Regions from separate parts of the Mus musculus genome. Here all the other regions are linked to region 1. A link is a loop called in an ENCODE intact Hi-C map of the cell type or tissue named here. Cell type or tissue: heart. All regions are shown on one strand.

Evidence for each region. Peaks named below come from ENCODE experiments on the same cell type or tissue, not always from the same donor. Only the 100,000 strongest peaks of a DNase experiment are listed, where the experiment ranks them.
Region 2: a loop joins it to region 1, with 3.0 times the contacts of the local background. A loop is called at or near these places in 2 of 42 quality-filtered maps.
Region 3: it touches region 1 in a loop (2.3-fold over the local background); 8 of 42 quality-filtered maps call a loop at or near these places.

The regions. Positions count from the first base shown.
Region 1 is chr16:4,210,593-4,215,592 of GRCm38, forward strand. It overlaps Crebbp (CREB binding protein), which reads right to left and starts at 2,812. Exons shown (of 31, transcript NM_001025432.1): 1 at 2,547-2,812. The coding sequence starts at 2,631. In heart, a CTCF peak has its summit at 2,799; DNase peaks (open chromatin) are centred at 2,649, 3,669 and 4,449; H3K4me3 peaks cover 3,403 bases; H3K27ac peaks cover 2,145 bases; H3K27me3 peaks cover 625 bases.
Region 2 is chr16:4,001,974-4,006,973 of GRCm38, forward strand. It overlaps a transcript of Slx4 not described here. Among named protein-coding and RNA genes, the nearest start is that of Slx4, 2.8 kb to the left of the region's middle. In heart, a CTCF peak has its summit at 2,208 (motif pointing left); a DNase peak (open chromatin) is centred at 1,858; H3K4me3 peaks cover 1,988 bases; H3K27ac peaks cover 1,275 bases.
Region 3 is chr16:4,122,203-4,127,202 of GRCm38, forward strand. Crebbp (CREB binding protein) reads right to left here. Exons shown (of 31, transcript NM_001025432.1): 7 at 4,668-4,770; 8 at 4,265-4,411; 9 at 3,443-3,560; 10 at 2,434-2,605; 11 at 1,968-2,012. Among named protein-coding and RNA genes, the nearest start is that of Trap1, 47 kb to the left of the region's middle. In heart, a CTCF peak has its summit at 3,117 (motif pointing left); no DNase peak of the experiment used is centred here.

The sequences.
Region 1 (5,000 bases):
TCTCCACCCACTGCTATCCCTAGAAACACAGCTAAAATGCACTTGATGGATTCACAACTCAGTCCCCAAAGATGTGGCTTGTATCACTAGTTCAAGTAGCAACTGTTTCTCACTGTCTAGGGCTCTCTGTTCACTCTCCTTGCATCCCCTCCCTCAAATTTCATCTTGTGCTCAGAACACACACCTCACCTACCCCAGCCCAATGTTCTCTTGGAGGCCTGAGATAAGACCCCTCAAGAAAACAAAGTTCAGGCTGGGCAGTGGTGCACACGACTTTAATCCAGTACCTAGGAGGCAGAGGCAGGGGGATTTCTGAGTTTGAGGCCAGCCTGGTCTACAGAGTGAGTTCCAGGACAGCCAGGGACAAAGAAACCTTGTGTGTGTGTGTGTGGGGGGGGGGGGGGGGGGGAACCAAAAAAAAGAAAACAAAGTTCAATTTTTCCTTCTGTCTCTATCCCAGCCTTCACTGCTTTAAATATACTTAACATAAATACTTCAGCCATTTATTTGTTTAATTTTTAAGATCTGTCTATCTTGTTACTGGATCGTAGACTAATAGTTACTCTTAACAAGGTTTCATCTTGTTTAATGTATTCAAAAATGGCTCCTTCTTCTGAGTGGACCCTTACACCCTTTCAATATGAATGCCGTCTTATTCTTTGATCATCTAAATCAGAATCATTAGAAACTACTACCCCTTGTTTCACATATCTGTAAATGTGAAAGTACTCTTCTGCGTCTCCTGGGCAAAAAGTGGAAAGAGAAAGGGACAAAGTGCTCACGTGCAGAAGATTCTTTTGGATAAGTCTGCTCTGGTCAGCAACACAGTAAGTAAATATCTGACAATCCAGAGAAGCTACACACACACACAAAAAAAAAAAAAAAAAAAGGAAAAAGGAGGAGGAGGAAGAGGAAGAGGAAAGAAGAGGAGGAGGAAGAAGAGGAGGAGGAGGGAGAAAAGGAGGAAGAAGAAGAAGAAAAGGAGGAGGAGGGAGGGGAAAAGCCATCTTCTTTTGGGTTCCATCTTGTAAACCTCTGGATATATAAGATACTACAGGTCTTTTTGTGGTCTTATTAATTTGCCCCACTTCTAAGAAAAATCTTCAAGTTCACTCAGTAACAGCAAAGCTGAAGTCTTCCAGTTAGCAGTGTCAGAGGATAAACTTGAGGACAACACCTGCCTGGTATGATCTACATCTCACATGATTACAGTCTTCTGGCTCGAGCACAGCAACATTACTAAAGCAAGGGAGCTAGCTCTACTTTGCACAAGTGTGCTTAAACCACTGTTTCAACATTTTTCATCAATAAGATTTTTATGAAAATAAACATCAAACAACTTGTCATTTAAAAAGAAAAGTGACTTTTCCCTACCTACCTGTGAATTATTTATTTACTCCTTTCTACCACTCAACAAATTTTAAGTCAACAAAAATCTCCTGAAAAATGATGGAGGGAGAATACTCCCCTCTCATTTCTACATTAACATTCTCCTTTCATGACTGGATTTCAGGAGCACTTCAAACTGAAGCCGTGAAATCTAAGTTTTGTTTCAAAAGCAGAAATATTTTTAAATACACTTGTATAAAGTCACAGAGTTCCACAACTTGAACATCTGTATCTAGCGCCAATCTGCAGGCAGCAATGTAATTTGATTTGGACCCATTCATCAGAAACTGATTTTCAGATGCCGCTACAAGTACGTACTGGAAAAGTGCTAGCTGCGCTGAGCCGGCATTGTTCACAGCAGCATACGAGTTTATATTTCGAAGGAGAGCTTAAAAGGGGAAATACGAATAATTGGCAAGGTTATCAGAGCTGTCCAGAAGTACTCTGAATTACTGAATGAACAGGGAAGTCTTGGGTACCCGATCCGATCACCTAAGAAAGTTTGCACGGAAGCTATTTTGTGAGTTGGGGAAAAGATTTAAGATTATCTTGCTTTTCTCTTTCCCTGAAAGATTCAAAGTCCTTAATTTTTTAATTTTTCATCTCCAGTGTAAAACCATTCCAACCTCAAAGGCAGACTGGAGCCCAAATGGACTTTTAAAAGCCTGCTAGCTTCTTTTTAAGGTTACGTATGTAAATGAAAGACACCACAGCAACTTTGATGACAACTCGCACATGAGGTTTGGGGTTTTGGAGAAAAAAAAATACTAGGTGATCAAAAAAAAAAAAAAATCAAGACTTTCTAAATAACCACTAAGCGTTTTCCCAAGCAACACATTCCAAGAAACTTCTCCGTCGCAACTCGTCGCAACTAAGAAGGCAGCAGCTGTGTCCGCGACTGCACCGCCTAGAGTGGGGGGTCCGATCCTGAAAGCCCTCATTGCCTCTGGTCGCATTCTCTTACTCCAAACCTCCAAGGTCCCCTCCGCTGTCATCCCGGCCGGCCACGCGTGCGGACACTAGACCGCGCCCCCGCTTCACTTTTCCTCCCGACCAGGGAAGCGCATCCCAAGGCCCGGGACAGAGTCTCTGGCCACTGCGACCCTCAACCCCCTCCCTGCCCCGAACTCTGACAGCGAGCCTAGACCCAGCCTCACCTGTGTTGTCATTCGCGGAGAAGCCGGGCGAGCTGAGTTTGGCTCGTTTGGGGTTGGGCGGTCCGTCCAGCAAGTTCTCGGCCATCTTCACCTGCTCGCGGAAACAGCCCTGAGCGCGGGCGGCGCGACGCGGCCCGGACGGGGGTCGGGCCGGCGGCTGCGAGCAGGCGAGCCAGCGAGGAGCGAGCGCAGGAGCGCGGGCCGGGCCGCGGAGGGCGCAGGCCGGGTGGGGGAGGCGGCGGCCAAATCTCAGCCTCAGCAACAGCGCCCCGCAGCGCTCACCGCCCGCCCCCGGCCGCCGCCGCCGCCGGCCGCGGCCCCCTCATCCCCTGCCCGCCTCCCGAGCGCGACACTCCGCGGCCCGGGCACCCAAGCGGCCCGGCCGCCTCCGCGGGCCCGGCTGGCAGCGACGGCGCCCGGCCCCGCGGCTCAGGCGGCGCCCGGGAACATGGTGGTACCGCCGCCGCCTCGCCGCCACCCCCCCCCCCCGCGCGCCCCACTTAATGAATTCGCCCGCGGCCGGACGACCGGGGGGCTTTGGGCTCCGCCGCCCGCCCGCGGCCCGCCGCCGCCGTGAGGAAAAACAATGCGCCGAGCGGGGCCGCCGCCGCGCCGCGGCCCCCCCACCCCGTGCCGCCGCCGCCGCCGCCGCCGCCGCCGGGCTCCGGGAGGCCGAGACGAGAGGCGAGCGGGGCCGCCGGGGCGGGCGCCGAGGGCCGGGCGGAGCGGGCCGGCCAGGCGGAGCGGGGTGCGCGGGCGGTTGTGGGGCCCGGGACCGGCGGGGCCGAGTAGATCGCGCTCGAAGCCCCGGTCGGATCCGCGACAAGATGGCGGCTGTTGATTCCTCAATTAAAAAAAAAAAGAAAGTTTTTTTTCTTCTCTTTCCAGAGCCTGAACGGGGAGGGGGAGGGGGCGGGGCACGCTTGTACGTCACCCCCCCCGCGGCGTCACCACGCACGGCCCCCGCCCCGCCCCTCCACCTGCGCCGGCCGCGGCGGAAAGAGCCGAGCGCGCTCGGGTGGAAGGGTCGAAGGCACGGCGGCGATGCGTGAGGCGACGGGCTGCGGTGCTAGGCCCGGCCTGCGGGACGCCAAGTGCGCAGAGCAGACGGCCACTTTTGTTCTGACGCTGTCAGTAACGCGGCACGCGCGGGGAGGGCGCCCTGGGCTCGAGCCTAGACCCCCCCCCCCGCCAGGCTCGGAGTCAGCGCTGATCCGGGCCCAGCCCGTCCGGTCCCGCCCCGCCCCGGCAGCTCTGGCTCTTCGCAGCTCCTTGCTTGCGAGCCTCCAGGGTGACATCGGACTAAGAAGACGCCACCGCAACCTGCGCCTCTTCCCCGCGCCCTATGCTAGTAATGGCGAAGTGGCGCCTGCAGGTTACAGAGGGTCCTCGGGTCTGTGTGCAGATGGGGAAACTGAGGCAGGAAGGGGCAAAGCAACTTTCTCTAAGATCACTGAGGGAGAAAATGACAGGCCGAGAGTCCACCCCTTCCTTGTGCTTCCCAAGTTTGCAAGGGCACCGCAAGGCTCTTGAGCGCCCACTCCCAAGCCCAAAAACGATAGGGCCAGGTCCAATGTCCAACGCTGTCACCTGAAGGGAGAGGCTGTCAGCTCTACCTCCTGGATCTGAGATGGGCCCAGGTACCAAGACCAAGGGCTTCGATCTCCTAAGGGTACTCCTTACTTCGGACAACCACCCTGGCTTTGGCAGGTACCCAGAAAAATGTAGGATCACAGGGAGACCCTCTCACTTGGGTGTGCCACACACCTCCTCAAAAACTAAAGTTTTCCCATCTCTGTTAACACTCTCTCAAAACCTGCCAGCTTGACTCGGAAGTCCTTATCTTCCAGGTATCAGCAGCACCCCTATTTCCTAAGCGAGAAACCTGTGAGTCAGACCCCTCCTTCCCTCCCCATCCACCCACGATGCAGCTAGTCTCCCCCACATTCTTTACCTGAAGAATGAGCTCCTCCACCTTACACCGCAGCCACCTGCTGTGTTGTCCATCATGGTGCCTGCTGTCCTTTGACTGAGGCAACTTCTTACATAAACTTTTCTTGTGTTTCATGTTGTTCAGCACACAGCCACAAAACTACCTTTTGGGGGGGGGATCTCCCTTGGTGATCTTAGAGAAAGTTGCTTTGCCCCTTCCCGCCTCAGTTTCCCCATCTGCACACAGACCGGAGGACCTTGTGTAAACTGCAGGCACCACTTTGACATCACTAGTATAGCATGAAGGGACTAGGCGCAGGCCTACCTGCAACAAATGGCTCCTATACAAAGAACAAGAAAAACACTAAGAACATATATAAAATAGACAGACACATGCATATAACAGTGGTTGGGCCAGGATTGAGTGATGCACATTTATCTTAACTGTTCAAAACTTGTGCTTCCCACACCTGTTTCATCTCTCCCTTCTGTCCATCACTCTCTCCCCACCAGCATCCTACA
Region 2 (5,000 bases), 210 kb before region 1:
CTCAGGACTCCAGCTGTCACCTGATCAGCTTATGGGACAGTCAGCAGATGCTGCAAAATGATTGAAATAAGGAGAAAAAGGATATATATATCCTTGTACATTCAGGAGACAGAAAGGCCACCTTTTTTCTATTCTGAGTCCATAAGAGCTCTCTAAGCTGCCTGCAGAGAAAGGCTGGCTCTTACAGGCATGAATGTTTATTAGGGCAAACAGTATATTCTAGTTCAAAATCAAAACTGAATAATCTGGGTCTGGGGAAACAGCTTGGTGAGTAAGGGTAAGTGTGCTTACTGAAAAGGACAGGAACCTGAGTTTAGATAGCCAGCACCCATGTTTAAAAAAAAAACAAAACCAGGTGTGGAGGCACTATTGTAGCCCCAGTGCTGAGGATGGGAGGGGAGATAGAGACAGGAGTATTGTTGAACCTTGAAGGTTGGCCAGACTACTTGAAAATTTGCAAGCTCCTGAGAGACCCTGTCTCAAGAAAGCCAACAGTGATAAAATAGTATACCCAACATTCTCATCTGGCTAACAGATGAGAATACACACACACACACACTCTCACACCTCCCTATATAACCCAATGACAGAAATCTATTCATTCCAAATACATAGTGCAATAATCTTATAGACGTCTCCCCTACTCCTTCACATGGGCTCTTTCCCCCACCTCACTCCATGTTGTCACACATGGTTGCCACAGTGACACCTGTCACAGCTTATAATCATTTGCAGGGCATAACATTCATTGAAAGCTTATATGCCCAATGCTATGCTAATTGCTTTTCAAATCTTTAGCCCATTTAATCCTTACAGCAATACTATATAATACAATCTACTGTCAGCTTTTCCTTATGGTGAGGAATCAGCCACAAGCAGTGTAAGGAACCGTTCTGAAGTAGCAGGGCAGTGTGGCTCCAGGGTATCAGAGCCTATGTTTCTACTCACTCAATTATCTGTTAGTGAAGTTCAGCATATCAGTTAGATAGACATTTATTTACCTTGTATTTTCTTTGGGCTATCTGGTACCCAACTTATAACAAATGCTAGGCAACGATCTGTTGAATTCATAAACTGCAAAGAGTTTGATACAGGGGGAAGACAGTGAAGAGAAATGGTAGCAAGGAGAGGCCTGCAGTGACAGAGAGGTCAATTCAGTTCTCAGGGACCTGGAACGTTAGGCAAAAACAAACTGAATTTGATTGTGCTAGATGTGCAAATCTCTACGACACATTAGCGTTGAGTCCCCACATCTCTCCTGACAATCAAGTCATAAGTCTGTCCTCTCTGGGAGGTGCTCCACCAATATCTGCTGAACGACATAACGGATTCCACCAGGCTGCCAGCTTCCAGGTAGGGGAATCCTGCCTCCTCAGCATCCTACCTGCCTACCAGCTCCTAGCAGGAATTAAGGGAATGAATGGATTCGGGCAGGGTGGACCCTCCCGCCTACCCTTACGGGTGACCCACGGAAAAGGACTGGGCCTGCCTTGGGAAACGTCCTGACGGCCCTAAAACCAGACAGAAGGTTCTGATCGCTGGGCTGTCCCTACCTCCCTCCCGGCAGGCGCTGCCCCCGTCTACCCGGTGCAGCTCCTGTCACTCCACCGCGGACCGGTCAAGATCGGGCGTCCGGGGAAGGCTGACAAGACAGACGGCTTCAGGCCTCGCAGAAGAGGGGAAACCGCGGGAAGTGACAACCCCCACCACTACTCCCCCGCACCGGGACACTCTAGGCCGATGCCGAGCTCCTCCTACCTCCCGCGCTTCAGCCGCACCTTCTTAACGGAGAACCGCGCGGGGCTGCGCTTGCGCCCTGAGGCTTGCGAGCAGAGAATGACGAGTGCGCAGGCGCATGATCTGCGCGTGCGCAAGACTATGTACGTGGTCCGAGTTGGGGAAGCGGGATGAGGGTCGGCTTCCGGTCTCTCAAAGCAACTACAACGTTTCCGGGCAGTGTGAGGTCACACGAGCTAGCAGTGTAGTCTTGCTGGCTGCGCGGTGATAGCGCTCGCTCCATGAATTCTGTTAAGTGCTGAGGAGCTTCGGGGTGAGGGTACTGATGGTCGCGTTTAATGAAGTGTGGTAACGGGGAGTGGCTCGGCGATTAAGAGCAGTGGCTGCTTGTCCAGAGGTCCTGAGTTCAGTTCCCAGTTCACAACCATCTCTAACTGAGTCCCGTGGGTATCTGATGCCCCCTTCTGGTGTGTAAATGTACATGTAGACATATGCATAAATAAATGAGAAACCGTGTGGTGGCATCCCCTCATGGTATGTGTGTGGAAAAAGCATCAGGCACAGGCTTAGTGCCTGGCTAGTGCAGCCCTAAGGGCGGGAGGCCCCAGTGGGCTCATATTATGGGTTTCAGCGTCACCCGGAGGTCCTAGGTAGTAGCTGACTTCTAATCTCATGTTAAAAGAGCAAGAGGCAACACTCTAATCTAGGAGTCAGGAAGAAAATGACTAGTAAAGAGAGTGAGGACCTTGTACGATGACACAGTTGGGATCTGAGCGTTTGATGAGTCACAGAACACTGGGAACATTTGAAGGAGTAGATCTGGAAAGAAGACCACACTTTTGTATTCTTAGAGATATAAAGTAAGATATTGCTGTGGTTTGGGTTTTTTTTTTTTTTTTAAGCCAAGGATAAATTATAGGATGCAGTATGTTGAGGCCTGCCCACTCTGAGGCATCCCTTCCCCCTGAGGTACGGGTATAGTATATAATATAACAGGTATAATATAGAATAGAGTTTATTTGGGGGCATGGGAGGGGGAATTGAAAAAGGGTAGGTGAGGAGAGGAACAAGGAATCGAGGAGAGAGGCCAGCCAGGAATACATGGAGAAAGAGGGGAGAGGGGGGATAAAGGGATCAGGGAGAGAAGAGAGTCAGAGAGAGAGAAGGGGCAGAGAGATCAAGGAGGGGTTTGGTTTGGTTTGGTTTGGTTTGGTTTTTGGAGACAGGGTTTCTCTGTATAGCCCTGGCTGTCCTGGAACTCATTCTGTAGACCAGGCTGGCCTCAAACTCAGAAATCCACCTGCCTTTCCCTCCCAAGTACTGGGATTAAAGGAGTGTGCCACCACTGCCTGGCCAAACAGTCCCTTTTATAGCAAGCTAGTCCTACCTGGTATTGCCAGGTAACTGTTGGGCAGAGCCTAGAAGGAATGCCAACAATTGTGAAATCCTTTTAAAATATGTTTCGGGGCTGGTGAGATGGCTCAGTGGGTAAGAGCACCCGACTGCTCTTCTGAAGGTCCAGAGTTCAAATCCCAGCAACCACATGGTGGCTCACAACCATCTGTAACAAGATCTGACTCCCTCTTCTGGAGTGTCTGAAGACAGCTACAGTGTACTTACATATAATAATAAGTAAATCTTTTAAAATATATATATATGTTTCAATAGATCCTTATCCACAAGACTCTACAACTATCATCAATATCAAATTCTAGAAAACTTTATAGTCTCAAATAGAAACTTCTTGTTCTCATTAGCAGTCAGCCCTAGTCCCTCCCCACACCCCAGCCCCTTGGTAATCTTCTAAGTTTGTGTGTTTATATAAACAGGATCATAAAATTGTTTGGCTTGCATAAGTGAATATTTCATTTTTCCTATGGCTGAGTAATCTGTTGTAGCATACACTACATGTAAGAATGGTATCTGCTCTGGGGTGAAAGGGATGAAGGTTCCTTGCACCCAGAACTCCACAGTGTCCAAAAGGTCTTCTGGCAGATGTATCAGGAACAAATGGGGCTGCGGTGGAGAGAGCGCTTACATCAGAGCATCCTTGTTCAGATATAAGGAAAGAAGGTGTGCTAAGTAAAACATTTAAAAGGCAGAGTGAAAACGTAAGGATGAGGATAAGAGGGAAGAAAGGAAAGACCAAAGGAAGGAGCCAGAGTGTGAGGATAAGGGCCATGTCCTTGTTACTGAATTTTTGTCTGGTTCCTAGGTCTTTAGGCACCATCTGGAATAGTTGTAGCTGTTTGCGAGCCCCAAGAGACCAACCTAATGTAATCACATTAGGGTCTCTTTATTATAAACTCGAGTTTAGGCCTACTCACCACCATCCCTGCTGCTGATGCAGCAGGACAATGGTTTAGTGACGCCCCAAACCTTTGTACTGCCAAAAAACATTCATGAGCCTCAATTGACCAAGGAGCCGATTTCGATGCTACTGCATTGGGGTCTCTTTATTCAAGCTCAAGCTTGGGCTCCTGCCAACCCTGACAAGGCAGGAAGGTGGATCCCTGAGCCTAGTTTTAGGCAAGCATTTATAGAGGCTAGCAGTATCTAGCCCCGTACACATCTGATGGGGGTGGGGTACATTTTGGCCTTTAACATAATTGGCTGTGCTGGGAGCCAAACCATAAACTTTTGTCTTCCTCCTGATTGGTTGTGGTTAGGAAGTGAAGTACCAGGGGCAGGCTTGTAACCTGGGGGTGTAAATTTATTGGGGAATAATCTGGAAACTGGATGCAGGTTTTGTTAGGAGGTAGCCTGGAAGCTGGTGCTAGGTACCGACCCACCTGTTGGTTCACTTGAGTTCAACCTTAGGTCAGGTTCTCTAAGATGGAGTCTGAACCCAAAAGATTTGGTCTCTCACCTTCATTGGGATAGGAAGTGAGAGTAAGTGGGGTGGTGAGTGTCTAGTCTGGCAAGCATCTAATAAAATAACTATTGTAAGCAGACAGGTGGGTGTTCTGAAACAAGACTATGAACAATCATAAATGGTCTGAAAGTAAACATCTGAAACAATCAGACTGACCTTTGATTGGCTGTTGTTAGGAAGTAGTTAAGGAGTAACTCTGGGGTATGGGTCAAGGACAAGTCATGGGGTCCTTTCTGATACTTGGGTGTAACTTGGGTTTAGCTGTAGACCAACTTTTTAGGCTTTTTTTTTTTTTTTTGATGGAGTCTGATCTCAAGATAGAGTAGGTTTGGTCGCTCAGAACCATCTGGATCTATTGGTATGGAAGCAACACTGTTCTTAGAGGAGG
Region 3 (5,000 bases), 88 kb before region 1:
TCTCTTCTTAATCACTGCTAATTCCTTAGCTCCAGCTAACCAGCTTCAATTGTCCCAGTAGTTCTTTCCATTCTCTAGAGCCAGAGCCACATGGCTGAAGCTGTCGAGTTCTGCCGCTTGCAGGAACTAGAACATGACCCCCCTTGTACTATTAAATTATCACTGGCTTTATGTTTTCCAAATCCTTCACTGCCTAAGCTTGGCTATCCTGGACCTTGAACACAGAGATCAGCATGCCTGTCTCCTGGGATTAAAGGTGTATAACACCATGCCTGGATCTAAATTTAGCTGGGTAGGATCTTGCCCCAAGGTCCCACTCTCTTAATCTGTTATCTCCTAGAACATAGGATTTTGCTCAATTTCACTTCCTGGTACCCCTTTAATACTCAAACCATATATTTTATATTTTTCTTTTCTAAGCTTGCTATGCTTGTTCAAACTTCTCTTCATAAGACTTAACCAGAGAACAAAGTCTCTGCTGGGCTTTTTTGAAACTTCCTTTGTCAATGTAATTAATCTGAGTCTCTTCACCTTAGCCTCAGGCAAACTTTTCAGTCAGGGGCAAAAAGTAGCCACATTCTTCACCAAAATACCACAAAAACAGTCTTTATGCCACATTATGAAATTCTTCTCCTTTGAAATCTCTTGGGCCAGATCAACACAGTTCAAATCACTCCCAGCAACAAAGTCTTCTATATTCCTACTAGGATGACCCATTAAGCCACATATAAAGCATTCTACTGTGTTCCAAATCCAAAGTCCAAAAATCCACATTCTTTCAAAGAAAAGCATGGTCAGGCCTATCACAGCAATACCCCACTCCCAGTACCAACTTCTGTCTTAGTTAGGGTTTTACTGTTGTGAACAGACACCACGACCAAGGCAAGTTTTATAAAAACATTTAATTGGGGCTGGCTTACAGATTCAGAGGTTCAGTCCATTATCATCAAGGTGGGAGCATGGCAGTATCCAGCTCAAGGCATGGCACAGGCAGAGCTGAGAGTTCTACATCTTTATCCAAAGGCTGCTAGTGGAAGACTGATTTCCAGGCAACCAGGGTGAGGATCATATGCCCATACCCACAGTGACAAACCTATTCCAACGAGGCCACACCTCTAAATGGTGCCACTCCCTGGTCCAAGAATATACAAGCACCTTTCTTTACTATCTGGATAATGCTCCCATTTTATTTCACAACCTGGAGCAATACCCTACAGTTCAGGTCTTAGTGTGTCAAGAGCTGAAAATCTCACAAATGGCCCCAAGCCCTGAAGCCCAAATAACAACAGAACCTTGAATTGAGCCTTCTATGGTTTAGACAGCTATCACTACTCCAGGCAAGAATGGAGCTCTGTAGCCGGGTGTGGTGGCGCACACCTTTTGATTCCAGCACTCAGGAGGCAGAGGCAGGTGGATTTCTGAGTTCGAGGCCAGCCTGGTCTACAAAGTGAGTTCCAGGACAGCCAGGGCTACACAGAGAAACCCTGTCTCGAAAAACCAAAAAACCAAAACAAAAAAAAGAATGGAGCTCTACACATAGCCTCCTGTTGTTGAGACCCACTCACCATCTTCAATTCTGATGGCCTGGAGCAGCACTGTATCTTCTTGGTCCCCTACAAGTGCCTGCCACAAACTGGCTCACAGACTCCCCAGCTGAGTATTCAGAAAGGCCTTTTCCTTCCTAGAGTATGTTTCCTTTACATAATCTCCATTGTTTTGTCACCATTGTTTTGGTGGTGGGTTTGTATGTCAGTACAAAATCCTATTTCTGACCTCTTTAAAAAAAACTCTGCAATAATTTCCAAAATTTAATACAAGAGACTCACATTATTTGGTGGATTACATTTTCATCAGAAAGAGGAATAGAAAGAATACAAAAGGGAAAATAGGGGCTAGGTGGAGGGAGGACATGTTTGGTGCTGCTGAATGTTAAACTAAAATATGACTGACAATAAATAGTTAAATACCTTGAGAAACCTGCATGCGATTCACTGGCAAAGGCAGGGGCCCATCTATAAGGAGGAAAATGTAATTAAAAATAAATACACATACACACACACAAACACATTGAATCTAAAAGACACTTGCCAGCACACCCTTTTAAGATATCTCCCCTCTGCTGGGCAGTGGTGAGGGGAAGGTGGGCGGCGGCAGCGGCAGAGGATCTCTGAATTTGAAGCTAGCCTGGTCTACAGAGTGAGCTCCAGATTAGCCAGGGGTGCACAGAGAAATAAGCCTGTCTTGAAAAACTTGGGAGACACCAAAAAAGAAACAAAAATAAAAGATTCTTCCCATAAGGCAAGATCATACAAAGAGCTTTCAAAGTGCAGATTTTGGAGAACAGAACTCTGTAGTCTTAAAAATATACTCCAAAGACTAAAAGAGCACTAAGCAAACAAGCTAAGGACTGGAAGAGAGAAATGCAGTTCTTACTTGGAGGTCTTACAGACTGGGCTGGTGGAATCACAGGGGGCTGAGCCCCAGAAGCTGGTAAAGCTGGCTGGTTACCCAGGATGCCTTGCTTATGTAAACGTGACCTCCGCTTTTCTTCTAGTTCTTTTTGTATTTTATAGATTTTCTCTGCTAATAAATGATAGTATTCATCCTAAAAAGAAATAATAATTAATATTAAGGTACTGAAAAATATGAGAGCCCATCATTTAGTTTGCATGTTCTAACTAAAAAACTCACTTGTCACTCACGTTTTGCTGTTGGGAACTGAACTTGGCCATGATGCACTAAGCAGGTACTATACCACTGAGCACATTTTAAGTGCATTGACAAAGAGGTTTGACACATCTGATAAACCAAAATCCCACCCCCCCTGCTCTACCTAAATTCCCAGTGATACCAGCATACCCTTTAGTTTTCACTTTATTGAACTAGTGACTTTACTAGACATAACAAATTGAAGGTACAAACACTGCCTTTTTTTATTTTTTGCACAACTGAACTTTTTCTTTGGTATTCACTGACACTACCAATAATACAAGAATCCAGGCTGGCGAGATGGTTCAGTGGTTAAGAGCACTGACTGCTCTTCTGAAGGTCCCGAGTTCAAATCCCAGCAACCACATGATGGCTTACAACCATCCCTAATGAGATCTGACGCCCTCTTCTGGAGTGTCTGGAGACAGCTACAGTGTACTTACATATAATAAAATAAATAAAAATACAAGAATCTTAAAGAACACGCTCTGTGAAAAAAGATGTCCCAAAGATACACGTTGATTTTATAGATCTTCTGTACTCCTTCCTAAACTATGACACTTGTGCTTCACAAGAGAGGTGTCCAGGAATCTCATTCTTACTTGGACATGTCTCTGTTCAGGGTACTCAAGTTAGGAGTCTCCTAGACCATGCAGATTCTCCTAATTCTAGATAACTAACTAGACAAATACCATTTCCCACCTATAGCTTCAACAGCTGCTTAGCAACATACCCTGCTATTAGCAGACTCATACATGTCTCCCTCCACTTTCTTAGCATAGGCAACCAGGTTCTCCATGCGGCGATCTTTCAGAGCTGCAGGGTCTGGAGTTGGGAAGATGGCTTGAACGCTGAAAGAACAATGTATTCTATCAAATTGCTTTCAAGGTGGCACAAGGGAACTAAAAAAATAAAACCAGGAATGGCTAGCTACCTGTAGAGGCCCAAATCTCACTGTTCATTTCTTGTCATGGACATGGGAAACAATACTAACCTTGCATCTACACACCCAGACTCTATATACCAAACATAAATATGTGCTATGCCATTTTAAGAAACAGTATGATTCCAAATTGCTATTTAGAAACTATGCATTATAAAAACATCAAAGTAAGAAGAATCAATAGTTGATTAACTTCATTTCAACTCAGGACATATAGTATGAAAACATTACCTTTCTGTACATAAAATAACTGTCAAGCTATCTGTACTTACCAGACCAAAATTTCCCCAATTTTTAGGGAGCTCTATAACTAGTTTCAAGTCATTGAACATGGTTGAGCTCAAAACCAAAGAGGATGGCTTCAGGTCATATTTCTATGCTCTCTGATGCCACTACACAATGGGGACCAGAGTCCGAGAAAGTCAGCCTTCTTAGGTCTCTTAGCAGTGGGAATGGCTTTCTGAAACAAGCATGGACCCTGCACAGCTCTGAGCTGTTAAAATGTGGCTCAACATGCAGATAAAAAAACAACATCAAACATCTACACACCCACAAAGATTCAACAGTTTCCTCAGCCACAAAATGTGACTCTGGATCTCAAGGGTTACATACAGTTTATGGACTAGATGACTCCGTAGGTCCTGAGTCACATGTTCATGCCAGCCTTTTCGAACACCAGTGCTGGAAGGAGGCGCTGCTGTAGGTATCGTGCTGAGGCTTCCAATGTTACCAGAGTTTGAACCATCATTCATCAGTGGACTAAAGAAGAAATAAGGATACTTCAAGCAGCTACTCAAGTGAATCAAATGTACTCCACCTTCTTCAATCATATGACTTAAAAAGTTTAAGAGAAGCAAGTAATGTATATCCACCAAAATTCAAAGTGTTTCATTGGCTGTTTTACACTTATCACTTTAAAAAGAGAGGCTGAAGAGATAGCTCCACTGTTAAGAGTGCTTGTTTCTCCTTCAGAGGACCAGGCTTCAGATAGGAGTTACCTAAACTTTGGTCTTACTTGGTAGCCCCCAAGGAAGTTGGAAGAGCTGATTCTGAAATCAAGTTTGGTGGCTGTTGATCTGTTGTTATTCCTCCTGCTGGGATACTCATGGGGTTGTTTCCTTTAAAGACAAAGAAAAATGAAATTAATTCCTACACAATAAACACTTCAAGTTCCTGTAATAGGTGAAAAAGTGAGTATATAAAGAATAGCAGAACACAGTAGGACAGAAGCTCTGAAAGCTGTATTTCTCATTAGTGTAAGCTGTAGTCTCATTAGTCAGCCAAGTCCATCGTCAGCTCCTTCCCACTCTTACTCTACAGCCTAAAGAGAATATGCCCTGGAGGCTAC